Linked DNA regions of Mus musculus: region 2 is linked to region 1. Evidence: chromatin loops called from intact Hi-C (ENCODE). Cell type or tissue: heart. All regions are shown on one strand. Each heading gives the region's core, and the rest is flanking DNA. Links, peaks and the distances in the headings are about the cores only.

Region 1 (15,740 bases), core at 2,691-10,690:
AACCTCCTGCAGATGGACCTACATAACATGCCACACAGCATGTACAAGGTGAGTGACTTAGTGGTGGATGGTAACTGAGGTTATGGTATCTGTAACAACACATAGTGGCGGTCAAGCCACATATCAGACAGGGATCTGGGCCACAACAGGGACAGTCTTAGCAATTTTTGATGACATTCCCTGGGACTTTCTAGAGCAAAAGATTTGGTGCTCAAAGTCTAGGAGGTGAAGCAGGATGTGACAACAGGGTTTGCTATGGGCTGGCTCTGTTAGAGTCCCTCAACCCTTGGGAGAAATCAGGGTCCCGGTATTCAGGTGGGCAAGGAGTGAGCGAGTGACAGATATGAACAAAAGGGAGTGCTGGATCTGAATGTAATTTCTCAAATTAAGCATCAGACTTATATTACAGAAGAAAACTAGAAAGTTAGGTAATACATTAAGGTCATCCGATGCATAATGAGTCTTTTCACAAAACAGAAAAATTCGTAAATAAAAGCTAACAGGAACCAGGCAGTGTTTACAACTTGGATAAAAATTAGTGTTTACAACTGGAATAAAAATCAGCCTTTCCTAAGGTCAGCTTATTTTTAGAAGCCAGGGGCAAGGGCTTCATGCCCTTGCCATAGTTCCAATTCTATTCTACTGTATAATCCATCTTCTCCCTAGGTCATTGTAAATTCCTGAATATGGGAGTGACGCAGCTGTTATTCTAAGTATTTACTCTAGTTCCTTCTTAGACCACAACCCACCTTCTTCCTAGGCCATTGTAAATTTCTGCATATGGGAGTGACTTAGTTGTTATTTTAAGTATTTGTAGGGAACCTCCATTTATTTATCAGAGGAGCCCACCAACTTTCTTCTAATATGTAATGTAGTCTGCTATACACAACTGTAATGAGAATTCCAAGCTTATTTTGTAGAACTTGCTCTGAGATTTCTACTCTAATCTAGTAAACTTCAATGCCTGATTTGGTTCACTATCTTTCTTTCAACACTGGAAGCATTTTGTCTGAATAAGTAACATTCTTACGAAATCAAAGTCCAAGGTTGGCTCAAACGATTGCCTAGAATATTGGAACACTGGTGGAGGCCAGGAAGCAATGTTCAATCTAACTTAGCTATTTGTTGAATCATTCCTTTGAGGCACTTATAATAAAACAATAATGAAAGAAAGCATGCAAAACCCTTCATCAGACTATCACAATGACATATCTGGACCATATCTGTGTTATGCGATGCCAAAGACTCCAGGAGACCAGTTTCTGTGAAACTTTTTGCCTCAGGACGGCAGCCAAGCTTTTGGACTTGTCATGCAGACTCCACTGGAGTGGGTGTGGCAAGAGTTCAGGCACGTACGACCAAAGAGCAGACAAAGAAGTCTCAAGTACCTTATGATGCTATCAAAGACAAGGTCTTACCATGTTGCAAAGTCTTGTGCATCATTCAGTCCTGAATTCAGAGAGGAGCTTGGATGCCTGAATCTCTATTTGCTGTGTCCTATCTGGCAGCACTGCCCATGTCAAGGAACCAGAATTTTTTCATGTGTGATGAAATGCTAAGGGGCCCTGGGACAGTTTTCTGGCTCTTGCAAGGCCACAGCTGGGATGTCACATCTACTGTGATTCCTTTGATGAACTTAACACATAAGATGCCACCGTAATAGGCATTATCAGGCTGGGGATTTAGCTTGTTAAGAACATTTTCCCAGGATATATGAGAACAACACTAAGCAAGACACACACACACACACACACACACACACACACACACACACACACACACACACACCTGCACAAACATACATGGGGATGCACAAGAGGAGCCAGAGAAATGGTCAGAGGGTAAGGGAGCTTGCCCGGCAAGCATAGTGTTTGAGTTTTATTTCTCAACCCATGTAGTAAGGTGAGAACTGACTCTGTATGCTTCTCCTGGTTCTGAACATCCTTGTTGTGGCCATAGCTCTCCTCACATCATGTATACACAAACACACATTGGAATAATAGTAAATATTACTACAAATCTTATTTATTCAACTCGTTAAAGGAAGCAGGAAGGTCTAGCATATTCTATGGCTGTTACATGTTCTGAACACATTCCCAATTCTCCTGTGCATCCCAGGGTGGGCTGACAAAGTCTTCCCTGGGTGATCGACATTTCTTACAATGGTGGATAAGCTGGTGACTGAGCCCAAGAGGACCTAAGACCCTGACCAGCCACCTTGTGACTTGATTGATGCCTTTCTGGCTGAGATGGGATTTGGTGTCCATTTTGCTGTGAATAACCCAGTGACAATGAAGTCATCAGGAGAATATTATGGTACACTCCAGTCTCTACACTGAGTCTGCTTGTCCTGCTCTGTCCTAGGCAAAGGGGAACCCTTCGAGTAACTTTAATGATGCAAATCTACGTCTGGTTGTCTTTAATCTGTTTGGTGCTGGGATTGTGACCAGTTCAATCACTCTGACCTGGGTCCTGCTCCTTATGGTCCTGCATCCGGATGTGCAGAGCAAGCCTGACTGGGGCTGGAATGAAAAGAGGAGGTGGGTAGAGTCACACTCCTTAAGATTACTTGGGACACTTGTGGCTCCCAGCAATGGTTTAACCCAGACTCCTGTAAGGACGATGGCCGTAGTTCTTCCATGGACTTAGCCTTTAAGAGAGAGGTAGTGGACAGATAAGAGAAACATCCTAGGGCACCTTAACTGAAGTCATGCTGCCCTCCAGAAAGACTACATCAGGAAACAGATGAGGTCATAGGGCATGTGTGGTGGCCAGAGAGGCAGAGCCAGACCTCATGCCGTATACCAATGCTGTCATACATGAGGTTCAGCACTATACAGGCATTATCCCGATACCTTTGCCACACAGGACTTCTAGTGATATTGAAATGCAGGACTTCCTTATCACTAAGGTATGCCTGACACCTGCCAAATTCTATTCAGTATTGCCAGGTAGCTAGTGGCATGAGCTGCCCAGTTAAGGAGGACTGAAATTTAAACAACCCAATTCTTAGCTCCACAGCACCAACTTCCCCTATGTAAGTATGGGAATAGAAAGAAGAGCAAGAACTGTATACTAGGAATCCCACCTAAAAAGGCAAGCAAGGTAAAATATGGCAGGCGTGGATGTAACAGCCACTACCTACAAATACAGGTGACAATGAATGTATATCTGTCACTTATCACATATCCCTGTATTAATGAGAACAGCAAAGCTCCTAGGGCTGAGTTTACATCATAGCATTCAGGGTGTGAATTAGATCATGGTGACATAAAGTGAGTTTGTCCAGGCAGATTCAGGACTGTGACACGAACTGAGAATGCAGGTCATGAGAACAGGGTGTGGGAGCATAAGTAGATAAATGCTTGGATATAGGGAACGTCTTTATGTTTAACAGATTGCTGGCAGTATATATGAAGATCCCTTAAAATAATTTTACTGAGTGCACCATTAAGTGACCATTTGGAGCCATTATCTAGTGCTTACTGAATATAGACCTTTTTGTAGAGGTGTACTAGTCTTGATGTCCTCAAATCTGGTGTTAACTTCAGATATTTGAGATTTTCTAGGAGACATCCCAGTGGGGTGCCTGGCTGTAGCTGTCCCACAGCTACTGAGAACTGGGTACCTGAAAGGGAGGCTGGGGATGAAAAAAGGTTGGGTGAGAGAAGGATGAAGCCAAGACAAAAGTTTCTGATCAAGGCTCAAAGTTTCATTTTCAGCTCTGGGTTTGTATAGGGAAAGTGCACAGCTGGATTATGTTGTTTCAGCTGGATTAGGCTGCAAATCAGGATCAGCAGGCAGTCTACCCCTGTCGGACATTTACTCCACCTGGGTCATTAAGATCCAACTTTTGCAAATACTTAAGGTCTATTTAGCCTTCTCAAGGCTGGGAGAAGGGTATATCTGGTGATACATTTAAAGACAATCTTGCACCCATTGGATCATGGGGATATTACTGAACTATTTCAACCAGGGTCCAGAAAAGAGTTCAGTACCAGGTTACAAGTGTACAGCCAGGCTAGTTCAGGTCATCACGTTAATATCCAGGAGCTCTGCGAAGTCCCGGACTCACCATAAAGAAGTCCAACCTAGATCTAGGAATTGTTGAATGGCTATAAGACCCTGAGTGGTTATGAACCATTTTCAAGAAGGGAAGTCATCCAAGGGTCTAAATCTTATCTTGTATGTCAGCTAGGAGGCAGGTCATAAAGACCGGGGCATTGAAATGTGTGTATTCTAGGGTAGCAGGAAAGAGGGAACTGTATGGTTGGTGTGGGTCCGTCTGACCGTGTAACTCAGATGGCATATTGCGGTTCCACACTGTGGACCACAACTGGTGGCAGCAGCTCCTATGGCAGAAGTCTATGAGTCCTACAGTGGCCAGTGGGTGGCAGTGGTTCTGCAGTGAGACCTCAGTTGGTGGGGCTGGGGCACAGAGTGGCCCTTTTCCACTCCCTCCTGTCAGGTCAGGGTGAGCTCACTATGGGCGGGACAGTGCTGTGCTGTGGACCTACAGGTCCCCATAGCACCACACTGCAGGCCCCGTGGTGGCAGCTGAGGCAGTGGTACCACATTGCAGGCATGTGGAGGTGGCTGATGCTGTGGGTCAGGCAGCCTGTCAGTCAGGTCAGCTCTGCTGCTTGGCAGTGGCAGACATGGCAGCTGCAGTAGAGGCAATGGTGTGTTTACTTTGAACAGGCACTGGGACATCTTACTAACAGCTGGAAGCTACAGCCCAGTGCTTCTGACTGTTGGAGTCCACAGAGGGGAGGGGAAAGGAGGCCCGGAAATAGGGTGTTACATATCCCAGCAAAGAGCACACTATTCTTGTGGCATGCAGCTCTGCTAGCACTCACTTTATAAGTCCCAGTCAGAGAGTGACAGAGAGAGGCTGGGGGAAGAAAGGATGTCCATCTTGTGCGTGGGAGAGTGGCCTCTCAGACAAGGTAAAAGCTGTTTTTTCTTGCATCTGCAGCGGGACATCTAAAAGCAACTATGATAGTGGACAATCAAGCAGAGCCCAGTGGCAGCTTTGGTGAAGGAAGCAGGTGGTCAAGTGCGTGGGAAAGCATGTCTCACAAACAGAGCCCATGGCAGGACACAAGGCATGGAAAAAGACACATTTTCCCCCAGGGGAACCTTAAGCAAATGCAAGAGAGAGAAGGGCAGTAGACAGAGTCCCTGGCAGGTCAGGGTCAGACCCATTTTTCAGATGGCAAACTGGCTGAACGAGCCACAGCGGGAGCCAGCAAATGGGGGATTGGGGAGGGGAGAGTCTACATATGCTACGGGTCACTACTAAGAAATTGTCAGTTTACTGGCTATGTAGAGATATTGGTTTCTGTTTACTGTGAAGTAGACCAAGTCATCTCCATAAGTAGAAGACTGACCCATGACTGAGATACATGGGGCTGGGGGTTAATGCTGGGAAACAGTGCTCCTGAGCCACAGAGAGTTGTTTATTCAGGCCCCCAAAACTTTGAACTTGCCTTGGAGACCTCAAGATGTTCAAGATGACAAAGCCATGGGCTATCTGCTGAGAAAGGTTGTTAACAGGTAATGGAAGCAGTACAGGACAAAGAAATTTGTTGAGGTAAACAAAGATAAAAAGGAGTTGAAGATCTGAAGACTGCATTGACACTACACATGGAGATGCAGAATTTGGAGTTTACCCAGTCGGTTTCCTGTATTGCTTTGGGGATCACAGTTAAGTGAATAGTGGGAACCTAAGTAGTGGCCTTGAACTTTGGAATTCTAATATTGTTGAGACTGCTATAAACTATGGGACCTTTGAAGTTGGACTAAATACAATTAGCATTGTGCTATGTTTAGGTATGGCCTCCATAGGCTCATATATTTGAAGAAGCCTATGAGGAACAGGGAGTGGAATGTTATGGTTTGTATATGGTTGGTCCAGGGAGTGGGACGATTAGAAGGTGTAGTTTTGGATTAGGGTTGTCACTGTGGGTGTGGGAATTAAGACCCTCATCATAGCTAACTGAAAGCCAATATTCTGTTAACAGTCTTCAGATGAAGATGTACCACTCTCAGCTCTGCCTGCACCATGCTTTCCCAGACACAGCCATGCTCGTGTCTTGATGAAAATGGACTAAACCTCTAAACTTGTAAGCCAACCCCAATTAAATGTGTTTCTTTATAAGATCTGCCTTGGTCATGATGTCTGTGCACAGCAGTAAAACCCTAACTAAGGCACATGTCCACTCCATTCATCCCCATAGGAAAGGCCACAGCATGTTTTTGTTCTTCAGTTCTATCAGCCATCTTAGAAGGGTCTTGGAGCTTGGTATCATGGAAAAGGGGGACCACTCCTGTACTTTTTTTGTCTGTCTGTCTGTCTTTGTACATTTGTGAACCATGGAACTGTGGCCATAGATGGCCAATGACCCTTCGGGGAGGAGCCTCCTTTGCCTTCTTTATATATTCTCAAAGGGGAACTCCTGGGTGATAGCATCCTTAGTAGATTTGTTGAGTAATTCCTCCACAGTTGTCCTCAGTTCTGGGTGACACTCTCTGAAGAATGCACAAAGCTCTGCAAGCTCTGCCCCCTGGAATCTTGTGTTTCTAGGGCTGTTTTGATTGAACCACAAAGTGTGTCTTTGACCTCATTGTCCTAATGATAAGTGACAGTGGCATTGTTTATATGCTTGTTGGCTGCTTGTCTATTCACTTTGCACAGATGTGTGTGCAAGCCTTTGGCTCATGCTTGCTATAGATATCTGATATACAATTTTATTTCTGACACTTAATGTCTTCTCAGACCTCTGGATTACCATTATTCCTTCATCCCATGGTTTGTTTCTTTTCCTCCCTTTTAATAGTGACCTTGCTAAAGAGCATTTGCACATATATATTTAGGTGTATGTGGGTGTGTGTACCACATGTTTATTCCGGGGTAACAGAGAGTTGGTTGAACCATAAGGAGTTAAGACACTCCTACTGTGTGGCACCAAAAGTTCAAACTCAGACTATTGGGCTGTGAGGCAGATATTTACCCACAAAGCCATCTCATCAACCAGGCAATGACCTGTGACATGGGTCGTTTTATACTATTACAAAAACCCAGTTTGGCTTTAGTTCTTTGATGCTTGTGTTATGTTCTTTCTGACCATAAGTCTATTTGGATCTGAAAACAGTTTTACAAACCCCAGCTTCTTCTTCAGTTTGGAGGTAGAAATGGAGGTTGGCCAGTGTCATGATCGTGCTCAGCAGTCCCCTTTGTGTGCATTTTAGGAATACACAAAATACTCCTCCAGGAATCATATATGAGGTTTATTCTCAATACTTTACATTTTATTTCATACCAAGTGAATTATCTGAAGCAATTATCCTGTGGCTTCAGATTTCTTCGGTAATGAACCATGGCAATGGACCACAGTCCTGCAGTGGCCTTGCACCATGAGGGGTACAGTAACCATCCAGGGATGAAAGGGTAACCAACACTCTCCAACCTCTGCCATCCTTTGCCCAAACGAAGCTTTCCCAAGTCTTCCCTCAAGAGTCACAATTGTCCTAATGAGTCACATCCCACTTCTGAGAGTGATTAGGAAAAGAAAAAGACCTAAAGATGGCTCTGAGACTCACTGCTGGTCACCATTCCAGTGAAATGAGACCGTTCAAAGGCAAGAAAGGGAAACAGTGCACAGGAGAGATGTGCTCAGCTTCCATCTGTCCTCTTGCAGGGAGTCCAAAAGACATCAATTATCTCTACACATGACTGCAGAGAATTGCAATCCTGGGAGACCCCCTGCCCCTGATACCCAGAACTCAGCATCCTGTTGTGGACTTGCCACACCTGTGCTGCTGACATGAATATCCAGGCCCCAGTACACCTGAACTCACATGACTCTGACAGACTGCACGTTCACAAGGCATAAATGACATGGACTGAGGATGAATAGAAATGAACTGTGCCAGCAGACAGATGGATAGCAGAGCATCGAGATTCTCTCCCAAGAGCTGGAATCAGAGAGGAAACCCATAACAGAACACAGTGTGTGACATCCCTCACCTGTCTGCACTTACCTCACAAGGGCTCACTTACCTGATGCAGGAAAATCCAGCCTGAGTCAGCCCATCCCCCACTGGGACCAGCACCCAGTCAGCACTGCTGCTTCTCTTAGATAATGTCATTTCTGACACATTCAGGTAGAGATGAGAGGCTGAAGGTGCCATCCCAGCACTGGCATGCGGGTGTAAGCATCAGGCACCAGAACATACCCTGGAAGTGCCCTGGAGCAAACCAGGAAGAACCCAGCAACCTGAGTCTGTCAGTGACCTATGCAAGTTGTCTCCCTAATCCCCTTTCTGACCATGATCCATGATGGTGTCCTGACTCCCATGCAGGTGTCCTTTCAGTCCCACTTGGGGCTTAAGAAAGACACTTTTCTCTGCCCCAACCTATGGTGCCAGTCTATGCAACTGGGTTGGGCAGGGCCAAGAATCACGGACAGGAAAAGGAAACAGGCTTAGAGGCTCCAGGCAAACAATAACCATGGACTCACCCCCAGGCTCCAGTGGCACACAGGTGGTCAGTACAGGGGTGGCATCCACATCAGAGCGGAGGAGACCCATGGGTAGGCCTTGCTGTGGTGTTCCATGGTTTGGGCTCAGCCATGCTCCTTCCTCCCTTCTGGCACATTGAGGTGCAAGAGAGAGCCTGCCTAGATCCCACAATGACATCCTAGCCTATGTTCTTTAATTGTCTGGATCCCCAGCAAGGACAGGGACCGAGCTTCTGCTGATTCTAGTGAATGGTGAGCTGCTATGTGTGGTGTGTCCAGCAGTGTCCAGCACACAGGTGCCATTGTTTGAAGGCTCAGGAGTCATCTTTCTGTCTTCCTCTTGGCGGCTCACCCTGGCCACATGCCTCTGGCATGAGGAAGAAAGTTACCTTACCTATCTCCTGGTTGAAGACTCTTGCCAGGTGAGATTGACCCACCAAGAACAAAGAGTGAATAAGAGACAGAGGCCAGCATGTGACAAGTTCCTGTACCAACTTAGTGGCTCCCAAGATTCTCAGATCATTTCTAAGCTTCCCAGACTGAGTTTGAGAAATCTTGTGTTTTATGTCTTGCTGCCTGATCAACTGGATGACCACAGACCTGTAGTGAAGATGGCACACGCTCCAGCTGCCTTCCCCACTGCCCCTCACTAATCAACAGAGCCTTTAGCTGCCTTCGCACCACTACCTTTCACTTTCCCATAGGGGCTCAACATGCCTTCCCACCACTGGCCTTCACTCACACACAAGGATTCCAGCTTCCCTCAACGACTGCCCTTCTTTTGCCCATAGGAGCTCCAGCCTCGTTCCTTTATGTGTAGGAAACAGCTGACCAGTGCTCACACACACACACAGAAGTGATTGACTGGATGCCAGTCAATCCTCATGTCCTGATAAAAAAGTGCTCCATGAAGATTTGGAGGTCTCATTCCTCTCTGAAGCAATATCCTCAAGCCCTCAAAGATTTGCATAGGTAGCATACCAGATTAATTATTTGCACACAATGATCAGATCATTCATCTTGAAGAAGGAGTACTCTAGACATCTGCCTACCATGTTCAGCCCAGCAGAATCAGCATGCTCTGCTCCTAGAAGGAACTGAACATCACTGGCTCCTCCCTACATGGAAACAAACAAAACACACCATTGGGGCTGGATGCAGAAGACAAAGGGCTACCCTGACACTCCTTTATAAAGTTGCAGGATCCAAGCTTGGGGCTTCCTGATCCTAGATGTTTGATGGAGTGTTTTTCATTGGTCTCTGGAAAGCCTGGGCAGAAGTGGGGCAGCCATGGAGCTGCTGACTGGGACTGACCTGTGGTCTGTGGCCATATTCACAGTCATCTTCATATTACCGGTGGACCTGTTGCACCGGCGCCAGCGCTGGACTTCTCGCTGCCCACCAGGCCCTGTGCCATGGCCTGTGCTGGGTAACCTGCTGCAGGTGGACCTGGATAACATGCCATACAGCTTGTACAAGGTGGGTGACTTAGCGATGGATGGTATGTGATATTATGGTGTCCGTAGTGGCACATAGTAGGGTTTGAGCCACAGTTTAGTCAGGGATCTAGATCCCCAAGAGGGAACAGGCTTAGAAATATTTTGGTAACAGCCACTGGGAATTTCTAGGGCAAAGGTTTTGGGGAACAAAGTCCAGGAGGTGAAGCAGGATGTGACAGCAGGATTCAGTTTGTTTGGACAGAGCAGCAACCATAGAGATCCCAAGTCCATTATGGCCTTGTCAAAAACAAGGTCTTGGGCTGCTGTGAGGTCTACCGAATGGAGAGAGGGAGTGTGACTGCCTGAATCTCTTGCTGCTGTGTACTCTCTGGCCTCACTGCCCATATCAAGGACCCAAGACTCTTCATGAATGTTGACATGCTAAAGAACACAAGATAGTTTTCTGGCTCTGGATAGGTCCCCACTGGGAAGTCACATCTATTGTGATTCGTTTGCTGAACTTAAAAGATAAGACACCGCAGTGGGAGGCAGCCTCACCAGGATGTGGATGGAGCTCAGTGAGGAGCAGTTTCCCAGGATACATGAGGAGCAAGGCTCAATAACAAGCAAGACACACACTCATGTGCATGTACACATGCAAATACAGAGACAGAGAGACACATGGAGTCACATACACATATGCACATATACTTAAATTCACATACACAAACATGCATGTATAAACATACACAAATGTGCACTCACACACACAGAAACTTCCTTGTACCCTCTCACTTTGACATTGTTGTGCAGTGAGCCAGGTTCTATGATCTGTGGGCACCTCCACTTCCTATGTGCTTTGTCCCAATACTTCAGCTTCAAACCGCTATGGTGATATGTTCAGCCTACATATGGCCTGGAAGCCTATGGTTGTGATCAATGGACTGAAGGCAATGAAGGAAGTGCTGTTGACCTGTGGAGAGGACACTGCTGACAGCCCTCCAGTGCCCATCTATGAGCACCGTGGCAAAGTGACAACAGAGCTTAGGGAGTCTGACACACTCCCATCTGTCTGTTAGATGTGTCAAAAAGTGGGATTCCCAGTCACCAGTGTGACTCAGGCTGAGGACATTGATCACAGGGAACCTCAGTGAGCCTCCCTATCCAGGGGCTTGGTGGGTGCCAGAGAGATGGAGCACCCACATGGCTTACTGGTCTCCACACACTCCAAGTCACACTCTGGAAACCAGGGACCACTTGCCAAAATCCCTGTTGCTGGTATAAATGATGGCACATGGTCCTCAGCCCCAGTGTAAGGAGACACTGCTGTCAGCATGTGCCAGATCCTCAGTCAAGGTCTCCAACAGCCTGACAAGGCTCAAGCACCTGTCCTGGACTGTGCAGCCCAGAACTCCCCAAGCTGAGGTTGCTCTTCAGCCCTGGCCACACTCCTTGCCATACCAGGCAGATTGATGAGTTTGTCTGAGCGTCTTTTTTTCATTTTTGTCAAGCTCACTAAAATTCAAAAGCAGTACTATTTTGTTTTGTGTAGTGTTGGGCACAGACCCCAAGTCATTATGTATGCTCAGCCAGAGTACTCCATTATACTATAACCAAGTGTATATGTGTGTGGGGCTGAGGGTGTAGGGAAAGAGGGGGGAGGGAGAGAGTGCCTGTGTCCAGTCAGAGTTCCTGTGCTCTGGGCAGGTAGGCCCTGCACTACTGCTGGACGCTTTCCACTCGGCCCCGGGTGGGCATCTGGCCATGTGAAGCCACTATCCCCACACAGCGGGGCGTGGATAAAGGGTAGCCCCCGGTACCAGGGACCCCAGGGCGACACTCTCTGCCCTGGAGATATGGAAAGAGGGCAGAGGGAGAGAGGTGCCCATGCAGGCAAGACTCCTAAGTCTGGTCCATGGCTGGAGCACAGGAAGGCCTTCTGACAGGAGATTAGGCACGGCTCATTAGGAGAAAGCCTATCCCATCATCCAAGCACAGTGGGCCTTGAAGAACAGAGACAGACAATGGTTTTAGAGCTTTATTGTAGAGAGGCAGGGGCAAAGAGAGAAAGTAGAAAGAGAGAGAGAGACCAGTCATGGCCATGAGGAGAGAAAGGGGGAAAGGAAAGTGAGAAGAAAGGCTAGAGAGTAAGAAAGCTGAGAGAGAGAGAGAGAGAGAGAGAGAGAGAGAGAGAGAGAGAGAGAGAGAAAGATGTATAGTAAGGGAAGAAAAAGCTTAAGAGAGTAAGAGAGAGAGAGCAAAGTGGGGCCAGGCAGCCCCTCTTATAGTGGGCTTGATATCTTGCTGTTGCTAGGTTACTTGAGAGTATAGCCTGAAGGTCAGAAGCTTGGGACATTGTCTACGTGACTGAAAGCCAGGAGCCTCTTCTGTGGGGGCTGTGGGGGCTGTACATTCGACAGGATCCAGGGGTCCAGGAGGCAGAAGGGAACCCCTTTTGTCCCATGTATGTGGGAATTACCATCCATCAGGCTCTACTGGGGTTCAGACCTCAACTAGACTAAAGACCAGACTGTCTGCATAGCCCATTGCCCTACATATCTGTGTGTGTTCATGTGTGTTTTACATAGGCACATAAGTGTGGCATAGGTACCTATGTGTGTGCTCATGGGTATGTGGCTTAAGTTTGTGTGCATTGGCATGTGATATGCTATGAATCCATGTATGTATACATCTGTCTGTGTGTTTATGTGCGAATGTGCATGTGTCTGGATGTGAATTGAGTATATCTGTGTGATTACATGTTTGTCTCTGTGTGTGAAATTGTCTGTATGTGCATGTGTTATATGTAAGTATACATCTCTGTATGTGTTTCTGCATGTAAGTGTCTGTGTGTGTGTATATCTGTATCTCTGTGTATGTGTTTATACATGTGCCTCTCTTTAAGTATGTGTGCTTGTGCCTGTTTTGTGTGTGTATCTGTGTCTGTGTCTGTGTGTGTGTGTGTGCTGATGCTCCGGCCTGTGCATCCACGTGAGGACACAAGAAGTCAATGTCAATGTCTTCCAGTATCTCCACTTCAGCTTTACTATTTGAGAACATGGAGTCCATTCTTTCAGGTGGACTGGATGGCCAATGAGTTCCCAGGATGCGCCAGTCCCTGCCCCCACTCCTGTGGTCACTGTCACACAACAACAAGCCTGGGATTGCATAGGTGCTAGGATCTGAGCTCAGTCCTTGTGCCTCCACAGCAAGCCCTCAACCCCCTGAGCCATCCCTGCAGCCACCTCCCTGCTGTACCCTGGGTATGGTGTCAGAAGCAGCATGCCTGTAGCACATGGCATGTCTCATCACTGTCCTTACTTAGATTGATGGTTTCTTTGGGGTTTTTTCTGCTTCCCTTATTTCTGAATGTTTTGGATCTACTCAACTGCTTTCCACAACTTCTCAACAATCTGACATCCCATCAATAGAATCAGGAGGGACAGGCCCCACAGCCCTGCCCACCAGCCACAGTAGAGATGCCACAAATTTTCTACCTTCTGGGTCCCCAGTCCATCCTGGGATGCTGTAGTTACTGAAGGTCACAGACCTGGCACAAAGGAGGAACCTGCAGGGTTTGAGGGTCCCCCTCCCCTGCTCCTGCCTTGCCCCACCTTTGCATCTGATTGACCCTGAGTGGTGAAAAAACCCATCCTGTGCCTGTCCATATGGCTGAAACCTAAATAAACATAGCACTATCTTTCCAAGCCTGGCCTTAAAACTGCTATAAACAAATGGTTTCCCATTGAGCTCCATCATTGACATAATTACCTGGGGTCTCTCTCTCCCCTTTCTGTTTTTGAAGGATTTGTATAGGTGTGTGTGTGTGGGGGGGTATTTATTTGGTTGGTTTGGTTTGGTGTTTTGAGACAGGATTTTTCTATGTAGCCATGGCTATCTTAGAACTTACTCTGGAGACCAACCTGGCCTCAAACATAGAGATCCAAGAGCCTCTGCCTCCCAAGTACTGAAATTAAAGGCATACGCCACCACTGCCTGATTAAAAAAAAGTTTTTCCATCCATTGACTATTCCATTGCTCTCACAACTCCTCCAAAATCACCCACCAAGGGGTCCTCTTTCTTAACGTCCTTGTTAACTGTCATATGTCACCCCCTCTGCTGTCTCTCCATGTGCCAGTCCTGTCAGGTGGACACAAGCTAACATCCTCTGGGAAGATAGAGCCTAGATTGAGAAGGTGCCACAGCAGGCTGGCCTGGGGTGCAGTTTCTTTATTGATGGGTATTGTGGGAGGGCCCAGCATCTTAAGGGTGCTGCCACTCTAATGCTGGTAGTTCTGGATGATATAGAAAAGAATGCTGACAAGCCAGTAAGCAGCACTCCTCCACAGTCTCTGCTTCAGTTTCTGCCTTGGGTCCCAGCCCTGACTCCCCAAAAGGATGGCACTGTAAATTCTAAGATGAAAAAATTATTTCCTCCCACCCTTCTGTTGCGTCACAGCAATAGAAACCCAAGGATGGCAGTCTGGATCTACTCCACTTGTTTCTTCCTCTGATAGTTCTCTGTATACGCTTTTGAGGTGCTGTGGGCTGAAACCAGGCTTTGGAGCATGCTAGTCACACCCCAAACCTTTTGGACAGTGGGTGGGAGAGTTGATGGTTTATTTACTTGTTGTATTTTCCGTAACATACTCTTTCCGTTTGCCTGGAATTGTCTGATTTACTTTGCATTTTGACCCTCTGGTTGTTTCAGAAAGTTGTTGCTAATTTCCACATGCTTGTCTTCTGTCCATTTCACTACTAAAATGTCAATTTAGAGTCTCTTTCCAAAGCAGCAGGAATGATCCTGCTTATGACTTTTTAAATCCAGGGCTGCTCTTTGCAGCCCAGGCTGACCTGGAATTCCCTATGTAGAACAGGCTGGCCTTAAACTCAGAGGTCATCTTCCACTGTTTCTGTCATCATGGTACCACCAGATCCAAAGTCACCAGCACAGGAACTTCTGAGTGCCCTCCACTGACACTGAGTCCCTTCGTGGCTCCTTAATTTGATCGTTACTTTAGTTAAAGGAATTATAGATTCATTTTATGTATTAAGCATGAGTATACTGTAGCTGTCTTCAGACACACCAGAAGAGGTCATCAGTTCCCATGGCAGATCTTTGTAAGCCACCATATGGTTGCTGCAAATTGAACTCAGGACCTCTAGAAGCACAGACAGTGCTCTTAACTGCTGAGCCATCTCTCCAGCCACAATTTGATTGTTCAAATCCACTGCAATTTTTAAAATCCCTATACTCTCCCCAACACAGATAACTTTGCCAATATTTCCTTCTTTATTTCTGCCATCATATCTTCTTCCACCTACACTGTATACATCACCTCGGTTTCCGTATCCTGGTGTACCATGACCTAGCACCTCACCTGCTATACTCAGGAAATCACCACAGACTCATCTTGACTCTCAGGGCTTCCTTCGTTCCCTAGACATCCTGGGTCGTGGGATGATGATCCTGGCTCATTGGGTGATTGTGATTCTTGAAGGCAGCCTTGGGAAAGTTTAGTTTGTGTGCAGGACATCACCATGACCTCCTTTTCTAAGATCCCACAAACACCACATTCACCCAGACAACCTCCAGGCGTTCCTCCAGAGCTCACCACATAGCCAGATTTCTCGGCTTGAAGTCCCAGTGATCCCGCAGCATGTGTCCCTTGTCTAGAAAGGCGTGTTCACTCCACAGTTATAAACTTTGACTGTAGTACTCTCAACAATTTGACTGAATGTACCACAATTGTTACAACATCAAGGAACTCTCCT
Region 2 (15,740 bases), core at 5,028-13,027, 110 kb after region 1:
AGAGACACGTCACCCCAAAGCCAGCATGAAGCAGCCATAAATCACAATTACCCTATTCTTGCTCTACCATCACATTTTTCTAATTCACTCTTTTTTAAATTAAACTAAAACAGAGAAATGAAAGCAGTCTGTTTAAACTTCAACCCAAAGTTATCTGGCAACAACAAGGTATGCTTGACCCCACAGTTACCTGGCAATAGCTAGGCAGGCCTGACCCACTATAACAGGATCTGCTTGCCCCTCCTCTCTCTCTTGTTCCCTTATTTTCTTGCCCTCTTGCTCTTGCCCTTTTGTTCCCACTCTGTTCCCTTGTCCCTTCACCCTAATTCCCCCCTCCCAACTACTTGCTCATGGCTGGACTCTCTCTCTCTCTCTCTCTCTCTCTCTCTTTCTCTCTCTCTCTCCCTTTCTCTGCCTCTAAACCTCTTAACTACCAACTACCCTCCACATGACCTGAATAAACTGTATTCTATACTAAACTGTCATGTGGATGGTCCCTCAGGGGGAACGGATACCTTGGCTTGGACCCACTAAGACATTCCCATCCCCCATTCTTCACCATACCCCACAGAACATATTCTCTCTCTTTTTATAAACACGAGACAGGACAGGTTAGGGACGACTGTTGTTCCCTAGCAAGAGGTAAATCGTTTGTACACAGACAGGGGTGAGGCTCCCCAGACCATAGTCACCAAGGTAACAAGTACAGCCTCTATCACACCCTGGATGCTGTCATGTAAACTCAGCCCTAGGAGCTTCACACATCTCATAAATGCAGGGATATGTGATAATTGACAGATATACACACACCATCACCTGTATTTGTAGGTACTGACTGTTACAACCATGACTGTCATATTTTACCTTGCTTTTTGTTCTAGATGGGGTTCCTAGTGTACAGTTCTTGCTCTTATTTCTATTCCCATACTTACCCAGGGGAAGTTGGTACTGTAGAGTTGAGAATTGGGTTGTCTAAATTTCAGTCCTCCTTAACTGGGCAGCTCATGCCACTAGCTAGCTGGCAACACTGACTAGAATTTGGCAGGTCCCAGGCCTACCTTAGTGATAAGGGAGCCCTGCACTTCAACATCACTAAAAGTCTTATGTGCCAAAGGTATTGTGATAATGTCTGCATAGTGCTGAACCTCATACATGACAGCATTGGAGTAGGACATGTGGTCCTGGTCTACCATCTCTGGTCACTACACATGCCCTATGACCTTGTTGATTTCCTGTTGTACTCTGCCCAGAAAGACAGCCTGACTTTGGTTAAGGTGCTCCAGCAGGTTCCCTTTCTTTCCACTACCTTTCTGTTAAAGGCTGAGTCCACAGGAGAAAGATGGCCATCATCCTTACAGGAGCCCGGGTTTAACCATTGCTGGGAGCCACAAGTGACCCAAGTAATCTTAAGGAGTGTGTCTCTATCCTCCTTTCATTCCAGCCCCAGTCAGGTTTGCTCTGCACACGCGGATTCAGGATTGTGAGCAGAAGGCCCTAGGTCAGAGTGATTGAAGTGGTCACAATCCCAGCATCAAACTGGTCAAGGACAACCAGACAGAGATTTGCACCTTTGAAGCTACTCTGGGGGCTCCCCTTTGCCTAGGACATAACAGGACAGTGGACTCAGTGTAGAGACTGGAGTGCCCCATAATACCCTTCTGATGAGTCCAGGTAGTTACACTTCATTGTCGCTAGGTTATTCACAGCACAATGGACACCAGGTCTCATAGTCTCACCTTCTCCATCTCAGCCAGAAAGGCATCAGTCAGGTTACAAAGTGGGTGGTCAGGGTCCCAGGTCCTCTTTTGCTCAGTCACCAGCTTATCCATCATGGTGAGAAATGTCATTGTCCCAGGGGAGACTTGTCAGGCAACCCTGGGATGTGCAGGAGAATTGGGAGTGTGTTCCATTGGGAACAAAAAAGAGGGGGTCCAGGGGAAAAGGGGGAAGGGAAAAGAGGCCCAACATTGCCAGAGTTCCCTATTCTCTGGTCAGTCAGATGTGGGAGGGATGCTGGACACTTTTCACTCAGACCCGGGTGGGCATCCAAGCCTCTGACCCACTCGATGGGGGGTGGACAAGGGGCAGCCCCTGACCTGGGGGCCCCAGGGCCACACTCTGTAGCCCTGGGATAATGGGAGAGAGGGATAAGGGAAGAGGTTCCCAACACTCACCAGAGTGTGCAGCAGATCTTGATGGAGCAGAGACTCTCTATGGTTTAAGGGCTTTATTATAGACCTTCAGGGAGAAAGAGAGAAGATAGAAAAAGAGAGAGGGGGGGGAGAGGAGAGGAGAAGACAAAGAGAAAGGAAAGAGAAGAGAGGAATGAGAGAAGTGAGAGGTGAGAGAACAAAGGATTGAGAGGGCAAGCAGGGACTGAACTGCTCTTTTTATGGTCTTTACTGTTACTAGGTAACTGGGGAGGAGTTTAGCCTGAAGGTCAGAAGCTTGGGCCATTTGTCTACATGACTACTGACCGTGCTTCTCTTGTGGAGGCTGTTGGGGGTGGTAGCCCAATGCCCCACAGTCTTCACAATCTGTAACAGCCATAAAATATGCTAGGCCTTCCTGCTTCCTATAACATGTTGAGTAAATAATATTTCTAGTAATAAAATTCATTGTTACTCCAATGTGTGCTTGTATATACATGATGTGAGGAGAGCTATGGCCACCACAATGATTTTGAGGTCTGGGATAAGCATACACTGTCAGTTCTCAGCTTACTGCATGGGTTGAGAAGAGAAACTCAAGCACCATGATTGCCAGGCAAGTTCCTTTACCCTCTGACCATCTCTCTGGCTCGTGGTGTGCATCTGCGTGTATATTTCTGAAGGTGTGCATTTGTGTATGTGTATCTGTGTATCTGTGTGTGTGTGTGTGTGTGTGTGTGTGTGTGTGTGTGTGTGTGTCTGGGTGACTGGATGTCTTGCTTGTCAGTGTTGTTCTTATATATCCAGGGGAAAGCTAAATCCCCAGTGTGAGGATGCCTGTTACTGTGGCATCTTATGTTTTAATTTCAGCAAAGGAATCACAGTAGATGTGACATCCCAGCTGTGACCTTGCAAGAACCAAAACACTGTCCCTGGGCCCCTTAGCATTTCATCACACATGAAAAAACTCTGGTTCTTTAACATGAGTAGTAAGGCCAGATAGGACACAGCAAAAAAGAGATTCAGGCATCCATAGCCCCTCTCTCCACTCAGTGCTGTGACTGACATGGTGCACTAGACTTTGCACTGTGTTAAAACCTTGTCTTTGACAGAATCATAAGGGACTTGAGATTTGGCTGCTGCTCAGTCAAACTAGCCTGAACCTGGTTGTCATATCCAGTTTCACCCCCTAGACTTTGATCCTCAAATTCTTTGCTCTAGAAGGTTCCAGTGGGTGTCACCAAAATTTGATAAGCCTGTCTCCTGTTGGGACCCAGATCCCTGTCTGACCTGTTGGGAGCCGGCCCGCGGCTCACATGGACAGGGTACACCTGAGTGGCAGGCTGGGGCTGAAAGAGAGGGGAACTAGGCGGTTGAGAGAAAAATGGAGCTAAGTCAAGATTCCTGATCAAAGCTCAAATGTTTAATAGCAAATATGCTTGTAAAGTGGGGGGTGGGGGGCATTCCCATCAATTCATTCTTGGAGCCTGGAACCAGCTGCAGAATAGGGTGTAGTCTCCAGAATAGCTCAGTGGCCTCCCAGCAGGTAGCAGTGTCTTGAAGGAGAACAGCAGCAGTGGCTGAACAATAGATTGATCTAGGGAGGAAGGCTCCACCCTAGGTAATCTCCTTAGTGGCAGCAAAGTCAAGGTCTGGCTCAGCCTGCTTCAGGCTGTGGGGGATTACACTGACCTGTGGATTGACGTCCACTATGTGCTGCTACAGATACGATAACCTCAGTTACTATCCACCACTAAGTCATTCACCTAGCACAGGCTGTGTTGCATGTTATGTAGGTCCACCTGCAACAGGTTAGCTGCAAAGGCCATGGCACAGTGCCCGGTGGGTAGCAAGAAGTCCAGAGCTTTAGGTGGTGCATCAGGTCCTGCAGTAATATGAAGATGATAGTGAATATGGCCACAGGCCACAGGCCAGTCCCAGTCAGCAGTTACATAGCTGCGTGACTGCTGCCCAGGCTTCTTAGAGACTAATGACAAACACTCAATATAACACCAAGGATCAGGAATCCCTAATCCTGGACCCTGTCACCATATAAAAAAGTGACAAGGTTGCCATTTGTCCTCTGCCTCCAGCCCTAATATGGTATTTTCTTTGGCCAAGTGTAAGAGGGAACAGTGATGTTCAGTTTCTCTTAGGAGCTGAGCATGCTTGGCTGAGCATGGTAGGTAGACTAGTAGACCTCTCCTTCAAGATTGATGATCTGATCATTGTGTCCAAACAAACATCTTGTATGCCAAACTTACAAAGCTTTGGGGACATTGAGAATACTACCACAGAGAGGAATGAGACCTTCAGTCCTTCATGGAGCACTTTGTTGGCAGGACATGAGGGATGACTGGCACCCAACCAATGGCTTCTGGGAATGTGTGAGCAGTGAAAGGCTATTTCCTGCACTTGAGGGAAAGAAGCAGGAACCACTATGGAGAGGGAATGGCAACAGGAAAATAGAGCTAGAGTAATGGTGGGTAGGTGAAGGCCAATGAGTGAGGCAGCTGGAGCATGCGCCATCTTTCTTACAGGTCTGTGTTCATCCAATTGAACAGGCAGCAAGAATGCAACACGGGACCTCTCAGACCCAGTCTACAGAAGATGAAAAATGGTCTAAGAACATTGGGGTGCCACTAAGTTGGTTCAGTGACTTGTTAAATGCTGGCATCCGTCTCTTATTCACCTTTCATTTATTGATCGTTCATTCTCTCCTGTCAATAGTCTTCCACATAGACATAGATAAGGCAGATCACTCTTCAAGCCAGAGGCCTGTGATCAGTAGTGGTCTCCCTTTTCCATGGTACCAAGCTCCAAGACCACTCTAAGATGAATGATAGAACTGAAATATAAAACATTCTGTAGCTTTTCCTATGTAACTGAAGGGAGTATACTTGTGTCTTACTTAGGGTTTTACTGCTGTGAACAGACACAATGACCAAGGCAACACTTATAAAGAACAACATTTACCTGGGGCTGGCTTACTGGTTCAGAAACTAATCCATTATCATCAAGGTGGGAGCATTGGAGCATCTGGGCAGGCATGCTGCAGGCAGAGCTAAGAGTTCTACATCTTCATCTGAGAGCTCCTGGCAGGCTCCAAGTCAGCTAGGATGAGGGTCTTAAAGCTCATACCCTCAGTGACACATCCACTCCAACAGGGCTACACCTTCTAATAGTGCCACTCCCTGAGCCAAGCATATACAAATCATAACACTCCACTCTTTGGAACCCATAGGCTTGTTCAAACAAATGAGACTATCAGGGGCATACCTAAAAATACTGTAATGCAAAATAAATTAGGCCTACTTCAAAAGTCCCCATAGTCTATAGCAGTCTCAACAATGTTAAAAGTCAAAAGTTCAAAGTCTTTTCTGAGATTCATCCAGTAACTCAACTGTAATCTCCAAGTCAAGACAGGAAACCAGCTGGGGTAAACTGCAAACATCTCCATGTCTGATGTCAAAGCAGTCTTCAGATCTCTACCTCCTTTTTCATCTTTTTTTTTTGGGGGGGTGTTTGGTTTTTTCAATATATGGTTTCTCTATCGTTTTTTATCTTTGGTGATTGCAATAAACTTCTTTCTCTTCTGCTGCTTCTACTCCCTGTTAGCATCTTTCCTAAGCACATAGCCCCTGGCTTTGTCATCTCCAACATTTTGTGGTCTTAAAAACAACTTTAATGCTACATCTTCTTGTTTCTGTGTTTGGGATCCAAACATGATCTTCTGCACTAATCCAAAGGACTGGCAGCACTTCTCCAGTTCTGCCCTCTGTAGCATTCTAGGCTCAGGTTGATCCACTCCACAGATATTGCTGTTGTTGGTGATCATCCCAAGGAACAGGTATCTCCAATGTGCTGGAGTCTTCTGCTGCAATTAAGCTTCATCAATAGCCTCTCTTTTTTAAATTAATGTTATACTTAATTTATTTTTTTCTACTCTATATTCCATTTCCTCCCCTCCCCCATCCACCCTATGTCTGCTCCACATCCCATGCCTCCTCCCCACTCCACCCAATTTGCCACATAGATGCTCTCACTCCACAACCCACCTGAACTCTAAACTCTCTGGGGCCTCCAGTCTCTTAAGGGTTAGGTACATCATTTCTGAATGAACACAGATCTGAAGTCCTCTACTGAATGTATGTTGGGGGCCTCATATCAGCTGGTATATGCTGTCTGTTTAGTGGTCCAGTGTTTGAGAGATCTTGGGGATCCAGATTATTTGAGACTGCTGGTCCTCCTACAGGATTACCCTTCTCCTCAGCATAGGCTCTCTTATTGGGTTCAAGCCTCGACTTCTTTGCATGACCCTTTCAGTCCTGGAACATCAACTGCAACTGAGGCTGTGCATTCACCAAAAGCCTTCCATGGCCTCTCACAGTGCCAAGCCTCAGCAGCTCTTCATCACCCCATTTTGCCTTCACAATCGGTACCACTTCATCACTCGTACAATGTACATTACCAAGTACAGGTACTACACAAGGTACCAACTTGGCTATCTCTGGAACACAGCTTCTTTGTGCTCTCAGAAAACATTTCCCAGAAGTCTTCACCAGAAGTTATACTGTTTGCTTCTTATTCACCACTAATTTCTTAGTTCCAGCTAACCAGCATCAATTGTTCCAGTAGTTCCTTTTATTATGGACTCTAAAGCCAGAGCCACGTGGCCAAAGCTGCAGAGTTCTGTTGCCTTATCACCAAATTTCTGTTTTCCAACTCTTTCTCTGCCTAAGCTTGGATGTCCTGAAACTTGCAGTATAAATTTCTTTGAACTCAGAGATTTTCTTGCCTGTCTCCTAAACACTGGGATTAAAGGTGTGGGTCTACCCAGCCTGGATTTAAGTTTTTCTTCACCTAGAACTTCCTCTTTTTTCTGCTGGCCTTGAAATCAGAGAACTGTTTGTCTTTGCCTCCTGGGATTAATAGCTTATAATACCATGCCTGGATCTAAATTTAGCTGGGTAGAAGGTTGCCCCAAGTTCATTACTCCCTTGGGCAGAGAATTTGGGGTTGCTTCTAGAATTTTTGCCAGGACTTGTCACTGGGCTCAAGGAAGTAGGCTCAGTTAAAATATTCACATTTAGGTTAATACAAAGCTCAAGGAAATCTCTACTGAAAAATGTGTGGCATTCCTTTTACCTTGGTCATCTTCTTAAGCCCCTAAAAACAGAGAACAGGGGTTATGTTTATTGACCTGCTTGGTCTCTTTGTTTATTACCTTGTTTTATTACTTCGGCTTTGACCTAAGAACTGACCCTATTCTCTGCAAGTACCTAAAAATTTGTACATTGGTAACAGAAATTTGGCTTAAAACTGGAAACTTAGTGGGAGCCATTCTAGAGAACAATACATGCAATGAGCCAACCTAGGGAAAAAAGACTCTAGAGATATCCCTAAATTGGAATAATATTTTATATAATTCTTGTCCTAGAAACCGGATTCATAAAAGATATGATTTAAAATAATTAGATATTAGAAGCTGCACAGTCATGCATTCATATATAAGAACTGGAAACCAAACTTTGTAACATGATACTTATGAACTTGTTATTCATTTTAGAAAGAGCAGACACTGTTAACATTTGGTTTTGCTTTCCAAAATTATGGTTATGCTTTAATATTGGAGAAGAAACTTTAAAATTATAGTCAAACTGCCAATGTTCCATTAGCTACTTTTTACAATTCAATCATATCTCAAGATTTTAATCACCCATATTTTTAATTGAGAAAAAATCAAGGAAGTGGAGATTATTGCAAGATTTATAAAAGATTAAAGGAAGTATGGGATCTCCTGCTCTGCGATTCCAAAAAGTAGGTATAAAATTGGTGCAGATTTAAAACATTCGTTTTATAGTATTTCTTTGCATCTTGATGATTGTAAAAGGTTTGTATTTAGTGTGCTTGTCACTTAAGCAATAGATATTGTTGGAATAGTTTTGCCTGAAGGAATGGCTAAAAACCCTGTCTTATGTTTAAAAAAAAAATGTTTGTTGCTTCAATACAAGAAGTTAGGACTTTGCATCTTTCTATGTATATTATACATTATAGGGATGATATTTTGTTAGCTGATTTCTCTAAACGCTTTTCTTACATGATTTTGCTCTTATTCAACAAGCTTTAAATGTTGGGGATTGACTCCAGCACCGGGGATCCTTGCCCGGGGAGTCTCCGGACACCCCCAAAGACATCCACAGGATCCCCCACGGGATCTTAAGACCCCTGGTGAGTGGAACACAGTGTCTGCTCCAATCCAATCGTGTGGGACCTGAGACTGAATTAACTAGGGAAGCAGATAAGCCGGCCTGATCAGGGGCACAAATCCCTTCCAGTCCAGTCTAGCACCGGGGTTCCTTGCACTCAGAGTTTCTGAACACTCCCAAGGTTCTCACAGGACCCTCCACGGGATCTTAAGACCTCTAGTGAGTGGAAAAAAACTTCTACCAGGAGGCAGGTTCGAACACCAAATATCTGGGCACCTTCCCTGCAAGAGGAGAGCTTGCCAGCAGAGAGTACTCGAACCACTGAAACTAAGGAGGGAACTAGTCTCCCAGGTCTGCTGATAGAGGCTAACATAATCACCTAAGGAACAAGCTCTAACCAGAGAAAACTATGGTAATGGATCACAGTCCTGAAGTGGCCTTGCACCATGAGGGGTACAGTAACCTCCCAGGGATGAAAGTCTAACCAACACTAGCCAACCTCTGCCCACAAGATTCTCAGATCATTTCTCAGCTTCCCAGGCTGAGTTTGAGAAATCTTGTGTTTTATGTCTTGCTGCCTGATCAACTGGATGACCACAGACCTGTAGTGAAGATGGCACATGCTCCAGCTGCCTTCCCCACTGCCCCTCACTAATCAACAGAGCCTTTAGCTGCCTTCGCACCACTACCTTTCACTTTTCAATAGTGGCTTTACCTGCCTTCCCACCACTGGCCCACACTCGTCCTCAAGGATTCCAGCTTCCCTCCCTGACTGGCCTTCTTTTGCCCTTAGGGGCTTCATCCTCTTTCCCTCAACTGCAGGAGACAGTCTTCCACTGATCTCTCACACACAGAAGCCATTGACAGGATGCCAGTCAATCCTCATTTCCTGCCAACAAAGTGCTTCATGAAGATCTAGGAGGTTTCATTCCTCTTTGAGGCAGTATCCTCAATGTAGGACTGTGATAAGCAGCCTATTTTGGTTGAATGAGGCTTGCTTTGGCAACCCAGTAGAAAACTCTACAAGGAATAGAACACTGAGTCACATTCCCAGAGACAGGTGCCTGACACCACAGAGTCCTCAACTCCAAAATTCTTTGAGTATAAGTCACACAGAGAATGTCCCAAGCTTCTGGCATTCTGGCTAGACTTTACACACACACACACACACACACACACACACACACACACACACACACACACACAACTAAAGTTACCTGACTGTAGCCAGGTATACTCCTCCCCACAGTTACCTGATATCCCAGCCCACTATAAAAGGAGCTGCTTGGCCCCTCCTTGCTCTCCTTAGCTCTCACCTTTCTTACTCTCCTCTCTAGCCCTCCTTCTCTCTCTCCCTTGCCCCTGCTTTCTCCATGTGGCCATTGCCAGCCTCCCTCTCTCTTTCTACCTTCTCTCTTTCACCCTGCCTTTCTACAATAAAGCTCTAAAACCATAGACTGTCTTTGATCCTCAAGGCCTGCCATGCTTGAACCAGGGGATAGGCTTTCCCCTAAGGAGCTGTGTTTAACCTCCTTCTGGAAGGGCTTCCTGTGCTCCAGCCATGGGCACGACCAAGGACTCTTTCCAGTGTGGGAACCACCCTTCACCCCCCTCTCCCCCTGACCTCTCCTCGGCCTGGGGCTGACTGAATCACCCTCAGAACCCCCATTTGTCTCAGCACTCCCACAGTATCCAGTGTGAGATGCCCAAGACCGAGAACCTGTTACCTACTACTGCCTCTTGTTCACACTATCCACCAAGCTGGGGTCCCTGGCTTCCTACAACCAGACACCCACCTGGGGTGGCATATAAAGCAAGTGGCAGTCCTTCCATGTCTGACCAACCAGAGCACCGGAACTCTGGCGGGACGGGGGTTTTCTCCCACTCCCTCTTTTCCCCCACACCCACTGCCCAACACCTCAAGCCCTCAAAGAATTGCATGGGTAGCATAACAATGAATTTTCTGCACAGAATGATCAGATCATCCATCTTGAAGCAGGAGTCCACTAGACATCTGCATTCCATGTTCAGCCCAGCAGAATCAGCAGCTTCTGGAAGAAACTAAACATCACTGGCTCCTCCCTACACCAGGTCAAACAAAACACTGGGTTGGGGCAGGACACAGAAGACAAAGGGCAACCCTGGCACTCCTTTATAAGGCAGAAGGATCCTGATCCTAGGTGTTTGATGTAGCGTTTTTCATTGGTCTCTGGGAAGCCTGGGAAGCAGTGGGGCAGTCATGGAGCTGCTGACTGGGACTGACCTGTGGTCTGTGGCCATATTCACAGTCATCTTCATATTACTGGTGGACCTGATGCACCGGCGCCAGAGCTGGACTTCTTGCTACCCACCAGGCCCTGTGCCATGGCCTGTGCTGGGTAACCTGCTGCAGGTAGACCTAAATAATATGCCATACAGCTTGTACAAGGTGAGTGACTTAGCGATGGATGGTATATGAAGTTATGGTGTCCTTAGTGGCACATAGTAGGGTTTGAACTACAGGTCAGACTGGGATATAGACCCCCCAAGAGGGAACAGGCTTAGAAATGTTTTGGTAGCAGCCACTGGGAGTACCTAGAGCAAACGTTTATGGGGAAAAAGTCGAGGAGATGAAGCAGGATGTGACAGCAGGATTTAGTGTGTTTATACAGGGCAGCAGCCATAGAGATCCCAAGTCCATTATGGCCCTGTCAAAAACAAGGTCTTTGCCTGCTGTGAGGTCTACCACCACAGACAGTCAGGACACAGAGTGTAGAGAGGGACTGTGGCTGCCTGAATCTCTTGCTGCTGTGTGCTCTCTGGCCTCACTGCCCATCCTGAGAAACCAGTTTCTTAGTGAATGTTGACATGCTAAAGAACCCAGGACAGTTTCTGGCTCTGGCAAGGTCACCACTGGGGTGTCACATCTACTGTGATTACTTTGCTGAACTTAAAAATAAGACACCACAGTGGTAGGCAGCCTTATGCTGGGGATGGAGCTCAGGGAAGAGCATTTTCCCAGGATACATGAGGACCAAAGTTTAATAACAAGAACACATACAAATATACATGTACACACACAAATACAGAGAGAGAGACAGAGAGAGACAGCTAGATGCATGGACTCACATACACATATACACACATACTTAAATTCACACACACAAACATGTATGTGTAAACATACACAAATGTGCACTCACACACATAGAAAGTGCCTTGCACTCTCTCACACTGACATTGTTATTCAGTGAGCCTGGTTCTATGATCTGTGGGCACCTCTACTTCCTATGTGCTTTGTCCCTCTACTTCAGCTTCAAAACCGCTATGGTGACGTGTTTAGCCTACAGATGGCCTGGAAGCCTATGGTTGTGATCAACAGAATGAAGGCAATGAAGGAAGTGCTGTTGACCTGTGGAGAGGACACTGCTGACCGCCCTCCAGTGCCCATCTTTGAGCATCTTGGTTTCAAGCCCAGATCCCAAGGTAAAGGGCTGTGTGGATGGTGGATTTGGGTTCAGACGTGTGGGAATAAGCTGAGGAAGCACAGGTTATGAATGTGGGTGGGGATGTGGTCAAGCAATTCACAGCAGAGTCACTGAAAACCAGGAGGACTACCCAGAAGGCATGCACTGGATTGTGATAGCAAGGTTTTAAGAGGCTCATGGCCAGGACAGAACACAGAGGAGAGGAGAATTGATGAGAGCAGGAGACAGCACATCTGGACATTCTTGGTTACACACAGATGTGTCTGCAGGTATGATCTTTGCACCCTATGGACCTGAGTGGCGAGAGCAGAGGCGATTCTCTTTGTCTTCTCTGCGCAATTTTGGCCTGGGCAGGAAATCTCTGGAGGAGTGGGTGATCAAGGAGGCCGGCCACCTCTGTGATGCCTTCACTACTCAGGCTGGTGGGTGATGGGTGAGGGATGTAGTTGGGCACAGGGATACATGGGCAGTCCATTGACTTGCTTGAATCTCCACTTCCAGGGCAGTACATCAATCCCAACACCATGCTGAAAAAAGCTACGTGCAATGTGATTGCATCTCTCATTTTTGCCCGTCGCTTTGAATATGAAGACCCTTACCTCATCAGGATGCTGAAAGTACTGGAAGATAGTTTGACAGAACTCTCTGGATTAATTCCTGAGGTAGGAGGTTCAGGGCAGCCTACAGAACCACTTTTGTGCAGTCTGTCTTCCCTGTGCCAAGTTTGTGGGAGAGGCCTTCTTGGGTTCAACTACAGAAGGATATGCCTGTTGACAACTATTTGAGAACATGAGGGGAGAAGTGGACTAAGATCAGGATTTCCACAAAGGGAGAGAACTTGGGCCTTCTATTTGCATGGAACACCAAAAGTCTGTGTTTATGGCCAGGGTAGAATATTCCTCTGTTCACCTGGTGCTGAGAGAACCTTTAGGTGGCTCTTCAAATTTAACAGTTGTATAGGAAGCTGGGGACAGGTGGGAACAAACAGGCTTTGTGTCTGTTGTGAGGGAGGCTGGCAACTGAGACTGGTCCAGGTGGATACCGAGCATCACTAGCACGGAGCAGACAGTAAAATGGTGAGTGGGTAAGGAGCTGGCAAAGCAAGGCAGCTGACCCCAGTTTGATGTCTGGGACCCATGTGGAACAGAGACAATTGACTCTACACACTGTCCTATCACTTGCTTCCATACACTCTGCCCTATAAGCACCATACATGATTATGATTCACTAATAATTAATTTTATGAAGATGAACCTCTGAGACTTCCCCCGTGTCTCTCACAGGTTATTAACACATTCCCGATACTCCTGCACATCCCAAGGCTGGCTGACAAGTTCCTGCAAAGTCAGAAGTCCTTCATCGCCATAGTGGATAACCTGTTGACTGAAAACAGGACCACTTGGGACCCTGCCCAGTCACCCCGAAATTTGACTGATGCCTTCCTGGCAGAGATAGAGAAGGCAATTGGCAGCTCCAAGACTTTTAGCTAGGGACTGTGGGCTGATGTCCTATGAGCTGTGAGGCCAGATGGGTAGGGTTCTGTGCATCACCAAGTGACTCAGCACCTGGGCTGCCCTGGGGACAATGGGAGGCCATCTGGGACTTTCTCTCCCTACTGAGACCATCCTTTCTGTGTGGCCCAGGCCAAGGGAAATCCTGAGAGCAGCTTCAATGATGAGAACCTGCGCATGGTGGTAATAGACCTGTTCACTGCAGGGATTCTGACCACCTCAACCACACTGTCCTGGGCCCTGCTGCTCATGATCCTGCATCCAGATGTGCAGCGTGAGCCTAACTGAGGATGGGAGGGAGGTAGAGGCACAGTCCCCAGTCAGTTGATTGTGGCTACCAGTGCTACCTCAACCCAGACTCCAGGGCTGCTCACTGGTGTTTCTGACATGGCCTCAACCCTTAACATGATTGTAAGACAGGGAAGTCCCTTGTGACTGTTTCACTGAGGTAATGCTGTCCCTCCAGGCAGAGTCCAACAAGAAATCGATGAGGTCATAGGGCAGGTGAGGCATCCAGAGATGGCAGACCAGGCCCACATGCCCTACACCAATGCTGTCATTCATGAGGTGCAGCGCTTTGGGGACATTGTTCCACTGCATTTGCCACGCATCACAAGTCGTGACATTGAAGTGCAGGACTTCCTCATCCCCAAGGTAGGCCTGGGCCTGATACTACTTCATCATGATCACTATCCTACAAGGGCAGGAGATACCAACACCACTACATCCCATTTGTAACTTGTTCACAAGAACAGGAGTCCACGCAGGCTGCAGCCTTTGAGAGTCCTCAAGAAAGAGAAATGGCAAAGAAAATGACCAAAGGGCACTTTATGGAGCATTGCACACAGGGATGGTTGCTGGGTAGGCCACCAATGGGAGATCTGTTACAGGACCCTGCAGGGTGTAGAGGATTAGGGGCTGAGGTTGAAAGAGAGGATCCAGTGTGTGCAGGAAAGAAGATATGCATGTGATCCTGGTGACCAGGGTCTGCCAGCTCCACCCCAGTCCATGTTCACACTATGTGCCTCTTAACAGGGGACGATCCTCCTCCCCAACATGTCCTCTGTGCATATGGATGACACTGTCTGGGAGAAGCCCCTCCGCTTCCATCCTGAACACTTCCTGGATGCCCAGGGCCACTTTGTGAAGCATGAGGCCTTTATAACATTTTCAGCAGGTGAATGCAGGTTGCCTGGCTGCCTGCCTTTTCTCAGGGTGCCTTGGCGGGTGGAGCACCAATCAGGTCCCAGACTAACTGAGCCCTCTTCCACACACAGGCCGCAGATCATGCCTGGGGGAGCCCCTGGCCCGAATGGAGCTCTTCCTCTTCTTCACCTGCCTCCTGCAGCGCTTTAGCTTCTCAGTGCCTGATGGACAGCCCCAGCCCAGTGACCATAGAGTCTTTTCTATTATGGTTGCCCCCTCCCCCTACCAGCTCTGTGCTGTGATACGTGAGCAAGGACACTAATTCCATACAGGCTCTGCAGGGAAGGCTGTGTCATGTAGAATAAACTAGTCTTGTGGTTGCTGCTGTTTTCTGCTTTAACCCCAGCCCTCTCTTGTTGGGTCCTCTGACAACAGTCTCCAACCAATGTTTCCACCTGCCTTGTCCCTCTCCAAGAGACAACATAACTCTTGCGATGAAAGGATGTGCTAAGCTTGGACCACTGGTACAGGGCTGCAGTTTCAACACTTGGAGCCCATATCAGGAGGATCAAGTGTGTGGTGCTATCCTGGGATATTCAGCAATCCCTAGGTCAGTCTGGGCTATGCAACGAGGAAATTCTTCCTGGTAAATCTAAAGCAGAGCTACAAAAAGGATGCACAAAGAAGAAAGGAAGAAGGGAGGGAGAAAAGGAGGATGAAGAAAGAGAACAAAAAGGTAGGCTTTGTTTAGGAGTGACACCTGGCCATGCATCACACACTAAGACCCAATAGTGGTGACCAGGTTGGTGACAAACTGCACGCAGATGTAAGTTCTCCATGGGTCTCTGGTACAGGTGTAGCAGGCTTCCACTAAGAGTCAGCAGTGATCTTCTTTGAAGACATGACATGGTGGTTCCCAACACCCTGTGGTGCCATGATTGACTGGAAAGACTCCCAGGGACAGGAAGTTTGCTGTCTTTAAGTGGTGACAAAATAGGAATGACAGAGATGAAAGGAGCAGCAGGAAAAGTGACAACAGAGCTCAGGGAGACTGGCACACTCCCAGCTGTCTGTCAGATATGTCAGAGGGTGGGATTCCCAGTCACCAGTGTGACTCTGGCTGAGGACATTGCCCACAGGGAGCCTCAGGGAGCCTCACTGTCCAGGGGCTTAGTGGGCGCCAGTGAGATGGAGCATCCACATGGCTGACCCATCTCCACACACTCCAAGTCACACTCAGGTAACCAGGGACCACTT

Evidence for each region. A loop is a pair of places that touch in the nucleus more often than their neighbours do. Peaks named below come from ENCODE experiments on the same cell type or tissue, not always from the same donor. Only the 100,000 strongest peaks of a DNase experiment are listed, where the experiment ranks them.
Region 2: a loop joins it to region 1, with 35 times the contacts of the local background. A loop is called at or near these places in 3 of 42 quality-filtered maps.

The regions. Positions count from the first base shown.
Region 1 is chr15:82,433,665-82,449,404 of GRCm38, forward strand. It overlaps the pseudogene Gm46501. Among named protein-coding and RNA genes, the nearest start is that of Cyp2d9, 11 kb to the right of the region's middle. In heart, for the core only: no CTCF peak of the experiment used is centred there; no DNase peak of the experiment used is centred there.
Region 2 is chr15:82,544,549-82,560,288 of GRCm38, forward strand. Cyp2d12 (cytochrome P450, family 2, subfamily d, polypeptide 12) reads left to right here and starts at 10,541. Exons shown (of 9, transcript NM_201360.2): 1 at 10,541-10,787; 2 at 11,653-11,824; 3 at 12,096-12,248; 4 at 12,328-12,488; 5 at 13,110-13,286; 6 at 13,470-13,611; 7 at 13,804-13,991; 8 at 14,373-14,514; 9 at 14,615-14,865. The coding sequence starts at 10,599. The coding sequence ends at 14,805. It also overlaps the pseudogene Gm28023. In heart, for the core only: no CTCF peak of the experiment used is centred there; no DNase peak of the experiment used is centred there.